Regions from separate parts of the Homo sapiens genome. Here all the other regions are linked to region 3. Evidence: chromatin contacts called from ENCODE Hi-C or POLR2A ChIA-PET data. All regions are on one chromosome and are shown on one strand. The core of a region is the stretch at or near the end of the contact, and the rest is flanking DNA. Distances in the headings are between cores, read along the strand shown.

The links. A loop is a pair of places that touch in the nucleus more often than their neighbours do. ChIA-PET counts read pairs that join two places held with the same protein, here RNA polymerase II (POLR2A). Pooled maps may share reads with other maps.
Region 1: a map of naive thymus-derived CD4-positive, alpha-beta T cell shows a loop between it and region 3 (23-fold over the local background). The contact joins the promoter of UBAP1 here to the promoter of NOL6 in region 3. A Hi-C loop is called at or near these places in 1 of 168 maps with a recorded cell type or tissue (naive thymus-derived CD4-positive, alpha-beta T cell) and 8 of 50 pooled maps. POLR2A ChIA-PET finds 5 or more read pairs at or near these places in 3 of 52 experiments (AG04449, BJ and naive thymus-derived CD4-positive, alpha-beta T cell).
Region 2: a loop to region 3 is called in a pooled map, with 9 times the contacts of the local background. The contact joins the promoter of FAM219A here to the promoter of NOL6 in region 3. A Hi-C loop is called at or near these places in 6 of 50 pooled maps. POLR2A ChIA-PET finds 5 or more read pairs at or near these places in 2 of 52 experiments (OCI-LY7 and WTC11).

What each region holds. Positions count from the first base shown.
Region 1 is chr9:34,177,566-34,180,528 of GRCh38, reverse strand. It overlaps UBAP1 (ubiquitin associated protein 1), which reads right to left and starts at 1,486. Exons shown (of 7, transcript NM_016525.5): 1 at 1,289-1,486. RefSeq lists enhancers at 1-521, 522-1,478, 1,244-1,673, 1,479-2,437.
Region 2 is chr9:34,457,188-34,460,241 of GRCh38, reverse strand. FAM219A (family with sequence similarity 219 member A) reads left to right here and starts at 1,672. Exons shown (of 6, transcript NM_001184940.2): 1 at 1,672-2,038. The coding sequence starts at 1,979. It overlaps DNAI1 (dynein axonemal intermediate chain 1), which reads right to left and starts at 1,437. Exons shown (of 20, transcript NM_012144.4): 1 at 1,189-1,437. The coding sequence starts at 1,236. RefSeq lists enhancers at 1,311-1,380, 1,477-1,771, 1,334-1,874, 3,006-3,054 and a silencer at 1,751-2,000.
Region 3 is chr9:33,472,457-33,475,420 of GRCh38, reverse strand. NOL6 (nucleolar protein 6) reads left to right here and starts at 1,497. Exons shown (of 26, transcript NM_022917.5): 1 at 1,497-1,632. The coding sequence starts at 1,579. LOC107987061 (a long non-coding RNA gene) reads right to left here and starts at 1,281. Exons shown (of 3, transcript XR_001746648.3): 1 at 1,224-1,281. RefSeq lists an enhancer at 1,546-1,885.

The sequences.
Region 1 (2,963 bases), core at 237-2,736, 710 kb before region 3:
GTAAACTTTTTTTTTTTTTTTGAGTCGGAGTCTCGCTCTGTTGCCCAGGCTGGAGTGCAATGCAGCGATCTAGGCTCACTGCTACCTCCGCCTCCCAGGTTCAAGCCATTCTCCTGCCTCGGCCACCCGAGTAGCTGGGATTACAGGCGCCTGCCACCACGCCCGGCTGGCTTTTTAGTAGAGAAAGGGTTTCAACATGTTGGTCAGGCTGGTCTTGAACTCTTGACCTCGTGATCCGCCCGCCTCGGCCTCCCAAAGTGCTGGGATTTCAGACGTGAGCCACAGCGCCCGGCCAATACGGAAACTTTTAGTTTAGGTTGGGACATTAACTAGAAAGAACTATATATCACTAAAGACTAAGTATCTTGTTTTTCCCACCATCAAATCTGACAAAATTAAAAAGGAAAACATCCATCATATCTATTCAAATTCTCAAATGCTAATAACTGAAGAGACAAAGCACTAACGAGTAAAGTTAGAACAGAATATACGTAATACTTAACTAAATTACCAAATCTGGTTTCGCAACACTGCATGGTGACTAAAAGTAACAATTTTTTTTTCAGTTTAACATAAAACGTATTTTTATGCCCAACCATACTTTTAAGACGCTAGTCTGGAAACAATTACATTTGGCAACAAAGGTCAAAGATCACTGATATAGCTCAAATAAATGAACCTGACGTTCCACAAGAAAGACTGGGGCGGTTCCTGAGGCCCAGGTGGACTGTATAGGTAAGCCTCCACCCAAGAAACAAAAAAGGCGGATAAACATACCTGGAGAAGACCAGACAAGGCCAAAGATATCCCCAAAGATCACTCACCTCTGGTCTAGTCTCCACCTTTTCTCCCCAATCTCATTGCCTCAGGGAGAACTAAATCTACACCGCACGTCCCCAGCTCACCCTCAACTCCCCACCACTCACCTTCTTTACTAAAATCTGGGTCCCCCTCCCTGACATCCTCTAGTTCCCACCGAGTTCTCAGTCCAGCCCGATAGATGTCTACTATGCCTGTCTTCCAGTAGGGTATTAGTCTCCTTAATCCGAACTCATTTTTCCGCATCCCACTTCCCCTCCGCCCCTTCAACTCCGGTCCCCTCACTCCGACCCTTCTCCCAGAATCCTCCCCGAATCGCGGATCTCCGGCCACTTTTCCCTCCCACCTCCTAGCTCCGGCGCCCTTCACCTCGCTCGGCCCCCCATCCCGTTTCCCAGTCTCCCAGTACCAGCCCCCCTCCCCCAACTCCGCCCCTCTTCCCCCTCCCCCAGAGGGAGGCCCCCCTCACCTGAATGCCGCTGCTGCCGCCGTCTCAGAAGCCGAAAGGTGCTGGCACCGGCCGGCCTCCCAGGCTCGGTCCCCGCTGAGCTCCCGACAGCCCCTAGGGAGAGCGAACGCCACCACCTCCAACTCTGCCCGCTCCGGGCCAGGCCGTCACCGTAGCCACCGCCAGTGCCGCAGCCGCCATGTTGAAGTCCTACTTCCCTCCTCCTTCCCCTCACCGCCCCACTCATTTGGGCGTCTGACGTCATGGCGCCGCGCTCCACACGCCCGGACCAATGGGAGGAGCCGACGGTGACATAACTAATCTCTCTTCTAGCGAGGAGCTACTCCGGCAACATGGAGCATTGCAATTGGAATGAGTAAACCCTGCTGACCTAAGGGGGAAGGAGGAAAGGAGGGGGTCACTAAGAGTGTAAGACTTGGGTTTGGCGAGGCGGCCAAAGCGGGAAACCCAAGAGCCTTGAATCGCGAAGGTATGCCCAAAGAGTTAGCAGCGAGTCCTATTTGGGAATTAAGACATCTAGCTTCTGTTCAGGGTCAGCGACCTGGTACAACTCATACCCTTTCTGGACCTCACTTTTCCCATGTATAGAGGACTAAGTTGAAAGGTGACTTCTAGGCCGGGCGCAGTGGCTCACGCCTGTAACTCCAGCACTTTGAGAGGCCGAGGCAGGAGGGTCGCTTGAGCCCGGGAGGTCGAGGCTGCGGTAGCCGTGATCGCGCCACTGCACTCCAGGTGGGCAACGGAACGCGACTCTGTATCAAAAGAAAAAAAAACAAAGGTGACCTCTAAGTCTTCCTTCAATTCTGACATTCTATGGGTTTAAACCAGGTAATCCTATCCCAAGCCTTCACTGCCTTCTGTGGGGGTTTTTGTTGTTGTTGTTGTTTCTGTTTGGGGTGTTTTTTGTTTTTTTGAGACAGGGTCTCGCTCTGTCGCCTAGGCTGGAGTGCAGTGGCGCGATGTTGGCGCACTGCAACCCTGCAACCTCCACCTGTCGGGCTCAAGTGATCCTCCCACCTCAGCCTTCTGAGTAGCTTGGACTATAGCCACATGCCAACACGCCCGGATAATTTTTATTATTTTATATATATATATGGAGAGACGGGGTCTCACCATGTTGCCCAGGCTGGTGGTAAACTTCTGGGCTCAAGCCTCAGTCTCCCAAATTGCTGGGATTGTAGGCGTGAGCCATGGCGCTGGCCTTCTGTGTCTTTCTATGTCTGCTGGAATTAGGAGACAGAGAATTATTAATTGAATAAGATGACTCTTGAGCCCAGGAGTTCAAGACCAATTTAAGCAACATGAGACCCCCGTCTCTACAAAAAGTTTGGTAAAAATTAGGTGAGCCTGGGCAACATAGTGAGACCTTGTCTCTACAAAAACTCAAATTATCTGGGCGTGGTGGCATGTGCCTGTGGTCCTAACTATTCAGGAGGCTGAGATAGGAGGATCACTTGAGCCTGAGAGGTCGAGGCTACAGTGAGCCAGGATTGTGCTGGTGTACTCCAAACATGGGTGACAGAGCAAGATCTTGTCGCAATAAAATAAAATAAAATAAAATGACTAGGCACGATGGCTAACGCCTGTAATCCCAGCACTTTGGGAGGCCAAGATGGTCAGATCTCTTGAGCTCAGGAGTTTGAGACCAGCCTGGGCAACGTGGAGAATCTTCATC
Region 2 (3,054 bases), core at 423-2,922, 980 kb before region 3:
CAGAAGACTCCTTGGGAAACTGGGACTGCCTTGCCTTCCGTGGTGATGCTGAGGAAGAAAGCAGAACTCTGTGCTCAGTGGGTTAAGTGGGGGATGACTCGGGTTTCCTGTGAGAAGGGATGACATCTGTCCAGGTGGTAATAAGAGCATAATGTTCACATAGCTGAATGAATCATAGGAGTGGACCAGGGGCTCGCAGGGAAGAGAGAGATATGAGGCTCTAGAAATAGTTGGGGCAGAGTGTTTGGGTTGTGCACTGTGGGGGTGAGGACAGGGATGAGAAAAGGGCCTCTCTCCTCTTCCTCTTTGCCTGCCCTTTCTCTCCTCATAAATCTCCCAGCACAGAAAATAAAATCACACTCCTGCACATAGCCTGTCCTGTATTCTGTTTAGTTCTCTTGCACACCCTCTGTGGGCTCCCAAACAGCAAGAGCTGTGTTCCCACCTAGCCTGGAGCTAGGCACACAGCAAAGGGTTGGATAAAGAATGCCTTTGAGGCTGGGCGCCGTGGCTCACGCCTGTAATCCCAGCACTTCGGAAGGTCAAGGTAGGAGGATCGCTTGAGCTCAGGAGTTAGAGACGGGCCTGGGCAACATGGGGAAACCCCGTCTCTACCAAAAACACAAAATTTAGCCGGGCGTGGTGGCCTATGCCTTTGGTTCCAGCTATTCGTCAGGCTGAAGTGGGAGAATCGCTTGCACCCAGGAGGCAGAGGTTACAGAGAGCTGAGATGGCGCCACTGCATTCTAGCCTGGGCTACAGGGCGAGCCTCTGTCTCAAAAAAAAAAAAAGAAAGAAAGAAAGAAAAAGAAAAAGAAAAATTCCTTTGGGACAAGAATGTGAGAACAAGGAGGAAGGGACTCGTGGGAATGGGGATGGGGAAGTTAAGGAGAATAGACTGGTCAGAATGAGTCCATGGGGTAAAGTGAAGTGAAGAGATGGGAATGGTGGATAAAAGGAGAGAGGTAAGAAACGGTGGATTGGGGTAGTATGGGAGAGGAGGCCGGGATTAGTGGGAAAGAGTAGGACAGAGTCAGAGGTCAGTGGGAGCACTTACCAGAGGTCACGGGGGTGAGAAGGCTGGGGTCAACAGAGAAAAGATCAAGGATCAGTAGGAGAGGTATGATTAGTGGTCACTGGCGACGACGAAGGTCAGAGGTCATCAGAAGGAAGGTGTGCGTACGTTACCTGCTTATGAGGCTGTTTATGGGGAGCCTTCGCAGAAGCAGGAATCATCTCAACCCCTGGAGAGCCTACAAAACGCTCCCTCGTCTGAAGACAAAAAGTTTGTCCGTCTCCTTGACCACACACAAGAAATCTGGACTCTCTTCCACTTCAGTTACCAGTCGCAACGGTTCTTTAGGGACAGCCGTCGTTGTGGGTCCCCGTGCCCTTGCAGGATAGAATCCAACTCCCTGACGCGGTTACCCAGCAACCGACCAGCAGCCAAGGCGCAGGCGCTTCGGCGCGCCCAGCCGGCCCGGAAAGGAGGCGGGGTTGGGCGCGCGGCGAGCGAGTCTCCACTAAGCCCCGCCCCCTCAGGAATCACAGCTGGGCGGCCGCGCGCATTCGGAACTCCCGCATGTGGGTGGGGCTGGGGTCCCCAGGCACCGCCTCCTCATGAATAATGCAAGATCCGGGCGGTGTCCCGGACCCGGAAGTGGAGTTGCCGAGTCACCGCAGTGGCTGAGCTGCTGACAGGAGGCGGCAGCGGAGTAGGAGGCGAGGCAAGACCTGCGGCTCGGCCCGGCCACAGCCGCGGTAGTGCTAGGCAAGCCCACGGAGTCACGCCGGCCTCAGCCAGTCTGCGAACCTCTCGCCCCCGCCCACCCCTGCATCCGCCCGGCCCCTGCCCGCCCGAGTGGTCCGGGGAGGCCTAGTCTGCACCACCCGCCGGGCTCCTGGGGCCGCCGCCCCGCGCGGTCCTGTCGGCGTCCGCGGCCGCGCCCGGCCCCTGGCCCGCTCGCCCGCCGGCACCATGATGGAGGAGATCGACCGGTTCCAGGTGCCCACCGCGCACTCGGAGATGCAGCCGCTGGTGAGGGGGCGGGCGGCGGGCAGGCCAAGGCCGGAGGGGGCGTCGCTTGAGGGGGAGGGAGGGAATCAGGCCGGGGGGATCGTGCGGAGGGGCGCCATCGGATGGGGCAAAGAGATCCCTGAAAACGTATTGCCGGGGGACGGGGACTTGCAGGACAAGAAAACCGTGGGAGAATATGCTGGATGAGAGCAAAGGGACCTGTAAGGGCGGAGGGCACCGTCGGTGGAAGCAGGGCACCGTCGGATGGAACGGAGGGGGCACAAAGGTGCACACCGCTAGTGGAGGCCCATAGCAGGGACTGGCGAGGGAACTGCCATGGGGCACCGCCGGCGGCAGGCCCAGGGGTCTGGGATGGGAGGTGGGGAGGCGTTTAGTCCTAGAGGCCTGTGATGCTTAGGGCGGGGGAGCCGTCAGGCTAAGAGAGATTGGGAATCAGCTTTTAGAAGAGGAGGGGCTTGCCCGCCTGTCCGCTGGATATACGGACAGGAACGCTGGGCCGGGGCGAGGGACCCAGTGGGGGAAGGTGGTTGGTGCAGAACCTGGGAATTCCGTTCTCCGGTGGGGAGCGCAGGCAGACCAGGCTGGGGGCATCTAAACCGGGAAGGAGAGTGCGCGGCGACCAGATGGGGAATCGGGGTGCAGATGAGAGTGCTCGGGAACCGACGGGAGAGGAAGTGGGGTCGCGCTGGAGCTGCCTGTGCGCACTGGTTGGGAAGAGCCCCCATCATCTTAGGCCTACGTGCCTGAAGTCCTTGCTGGGCGCGGATCCTGCCGCCTGTCCGCGGTCCCGGAGTCAGGGAGGAATGATGTCATCGCTGCTGGCGCGGAGGGAATGGAAGGGGGAGGGCAACTCGGGTGCACCGAGGCTAGGCCTAAGGGAGACCATGCTTGCTGGCCACCGCCCAGGGGGCTCCCTGACCTCGCTTGTCTGTCAGGCAACCGGGTGGGAGACGTGGAGGCCTAGCCAGCTCGTATAGTGAGGGGGGAAGAGAGGGAATGTCTAGGCTGTGTTCGCT
Region 3 (2,964 bases), core at 248-2,747:
GAGGCCAGAGTTTGAGATCAGGCTGGCCATCATGGTGAAACTCTGTCTCTACTAAAAATACAAAAATTGGCCTGGTGTGTTGGCGCATGCCTGTAATCCCAGCTACTTGGGAAGCTGAGCCACAATAATCAATTGAACCAGGAGGTGGATGTTGCAGTAAGCTGAGATCGACCCACTGCACTCTAGCCTGGGCAACAGAGGGACACTCACTCTCTCTCAAAAAAAAAAAAAAAAAAAAAAAAAAAAAATATATATATATATATATATATATATATATATATATATATTATATGGTAATAGTTGAATTTAGATGATCCTGCATTAGGAAATAAAATGAAACATATAACGGTTATTACTGGAATAACTGACAAAATTTAAAGATGGAATTTGTATACTAGTATTGAATCACGATTAAATTTCCTTAATTTCATAATCGGGCTGTGCTTACATAAGAGGTAGTCCTTGATCTTAGTAGATACATACCTAAGTATTTAGGGAGATGTGTGATTGGTTTTCAAATGGTTTTGCAAAATAATATGTAAATACATAGGTAAAGATAAACTTGGCAAAATAGTAACACTAAGTGAATCTAGGTGAAGAGTATATGCGCATTCATTATATTATTCTTGCAACATTTGTTTTAAATTTTTAATAGTTTAAAAATAGGCCGGGAGCAGTGGCTCAGGCCTGTAATCCCAGCATTTCGGGAGGCCAAGGTGGGCGGGTCACTGGCAGTCAGGAGTTTGAGACCAGCCTAGGCAACATGAGGAAACCCCATCTCTAGTGAAAATACAAAAATTAGACGGGTGTGATGGTACCTGCCTGTAATCCCAGCTCCTCAGGAGGCTGAGGCACGAGAATCGCTTGAGCCTGGGAGAGGGAGGATGCAGGGAGCTGAGATCGTGCCACTGCACTCCAGCCTGGGCGACAGAGCAAGACTACTCCAAAAATAAATAAATAAATAAATAAATAAATAAATAAATAAATAAATAAAAATAACTAAATTACTTGAAATTGTAATAAGCTAAGTAATAAGTAAAAACTGGAGAAAAGTCATAACAATAATTCGGGAACAAGATGATGTGACGGGCTAAACCTGGCAGTGAAGACACAGAAAAATGAATAAATTCAAGGTATGTTTTGGAGGTAGAACTGACAAGATTTGTTAACTGATAAGGTGTAGCAAATAAAGAAAAAGGGAGGAATAACTGCTGTAAACAAACCTGACCAAAAGGAACAAACTAGCTCCGCCCTTCCCGATTGCAGCCACGCGAAGGAAGTGAGGAAAAGAAAGCAAAGGCCTAGCTACGGGCAGGCTTCCGTTCTAGCGTCGCGAAGAGGCCGTAAAGCACAGAAACCCGTTTGTCCCCTCCCCTAATGGGCGGGCCTTGAGACTGCCCGGCCAATGGCAAGCGAGTAATCGACTGATAATCCAATAGCTCTGGAGTGGGTGGAGTCCTGAGGAATTGGGGTGGGCTGGACTTGGGCCTGGAGTTAGGCATTTCCGCCCACGTGGGAAGCTATGAGGTATAGACCCGGCTAGAATCTGAAGTGCGGGAGAGTGCTGGACCCTGAGTGATGGGGCCGGCGCCAGCTGGAGAGCAGCTTCGCGGAGCGACTGGAGAGCCAGAGGTGGGTTGAGCCATCGGGGAGGAACAGAGGCTCAATGTGCGCTCCCTTGGCTGCAGGGCCCGAGATGGCGTGATCTGACAGCTTGCGGGTGAAAGCCATGCCGGCGGCCCATTCTGGAGGATGTTTCCAGCCAGTGGCACTGAGACAGGGCTTGCTAGGGGTGATGGAACCTGGCAGTATTTGGTTAGAAGCAGTGAAGCCGGTAGAGCCTCTGCTCTCTTCTGGAGCTCTGCACCTCAAAGTTGAAGAGACCCACACTTGGGTCGTTTCTTTTATTTGGTGGTCCTTGACGATAAGCGGGATCTTCCTCCACAGAATTTGTGTCCAGTTCTGTGCTCCCCGCTGTAGCGGAGGGCATACGGTGCCTCTCCTGGAGCGCTCCAGTAAGGCTCTCTGGGATGAGAGGCATCGTGGAGCGGATGGGCCCACGGCTGTAGGGGAAAAGGTTTGGGATCCTGCACGCTTGCCTTTGAAGCCTGCTCATAGTACGGGTGTACCAGTTGTGGAACCTCGAGTGAATAGTGGGACTTCAAGTGTCTTCAAGAATTATTTTGAGGATTTAATGACTTGCTAAATGTGTCCTCTGGGGTCCAGTCGGTTCTAGCTCCTTCCATCAGTGAGTATTTAGTGTAAACTGAGGCAGTCAGGTCTTCCTAGAGGAGGTGGAACCTGGCAGGATTTGGTTGGAGCGAGAATGGGAAAGACATTTGAGAAGTCCCAGGCCTATATCAGCAGAAGAGGAAACTTCCTGAAAATACAAGGGGCCTGGGCATTACTTAGGGCAGGGCTCAGTCAGCTTCTTTTTTTTTTTTTTTTTTTTGACAGTCTTGCTCTGTTGCCCAGGCTAGAATGCAATGGCACGATCTCGGCTCACTTCAGCCTCTGCCTCCTGGGTTCAAGTGATTTTCCTGCCTCAGTCTCCCGCGTAGCTGAGATTACAGGCATGTGCCACCACACCTGGCTAATTTTTGTATTTTTAATAGAGACGGAGTTTCCCCATGTTGGCCAGGCTGATTTCGAACTCCTGACTTCAGCTGATCCGCCCAGCTCCACCTCCCAAACTGCTGGGATTACAGGCGTCAGCCACCGTGTCCAGCCTGGGCCCAGTCAGCTTCTATCACTACCAATTCCAAACAGAGCTCCATGCTTGTGGTGTCAGGTAGACAGGAGAGCTCTTAACTCAAGGAATTTTCGGCTCAGCGCTCAGTGATGTTCATCCAAGTAACGATTCTCCTGAGTTTTACAAAATCTGACTCCTACTCAAAAGAGGGACAGAGCAGGTGAAGCTTTTACCCACAACCTATCATGGTGGCACTTTAGGCAGCAGATGCT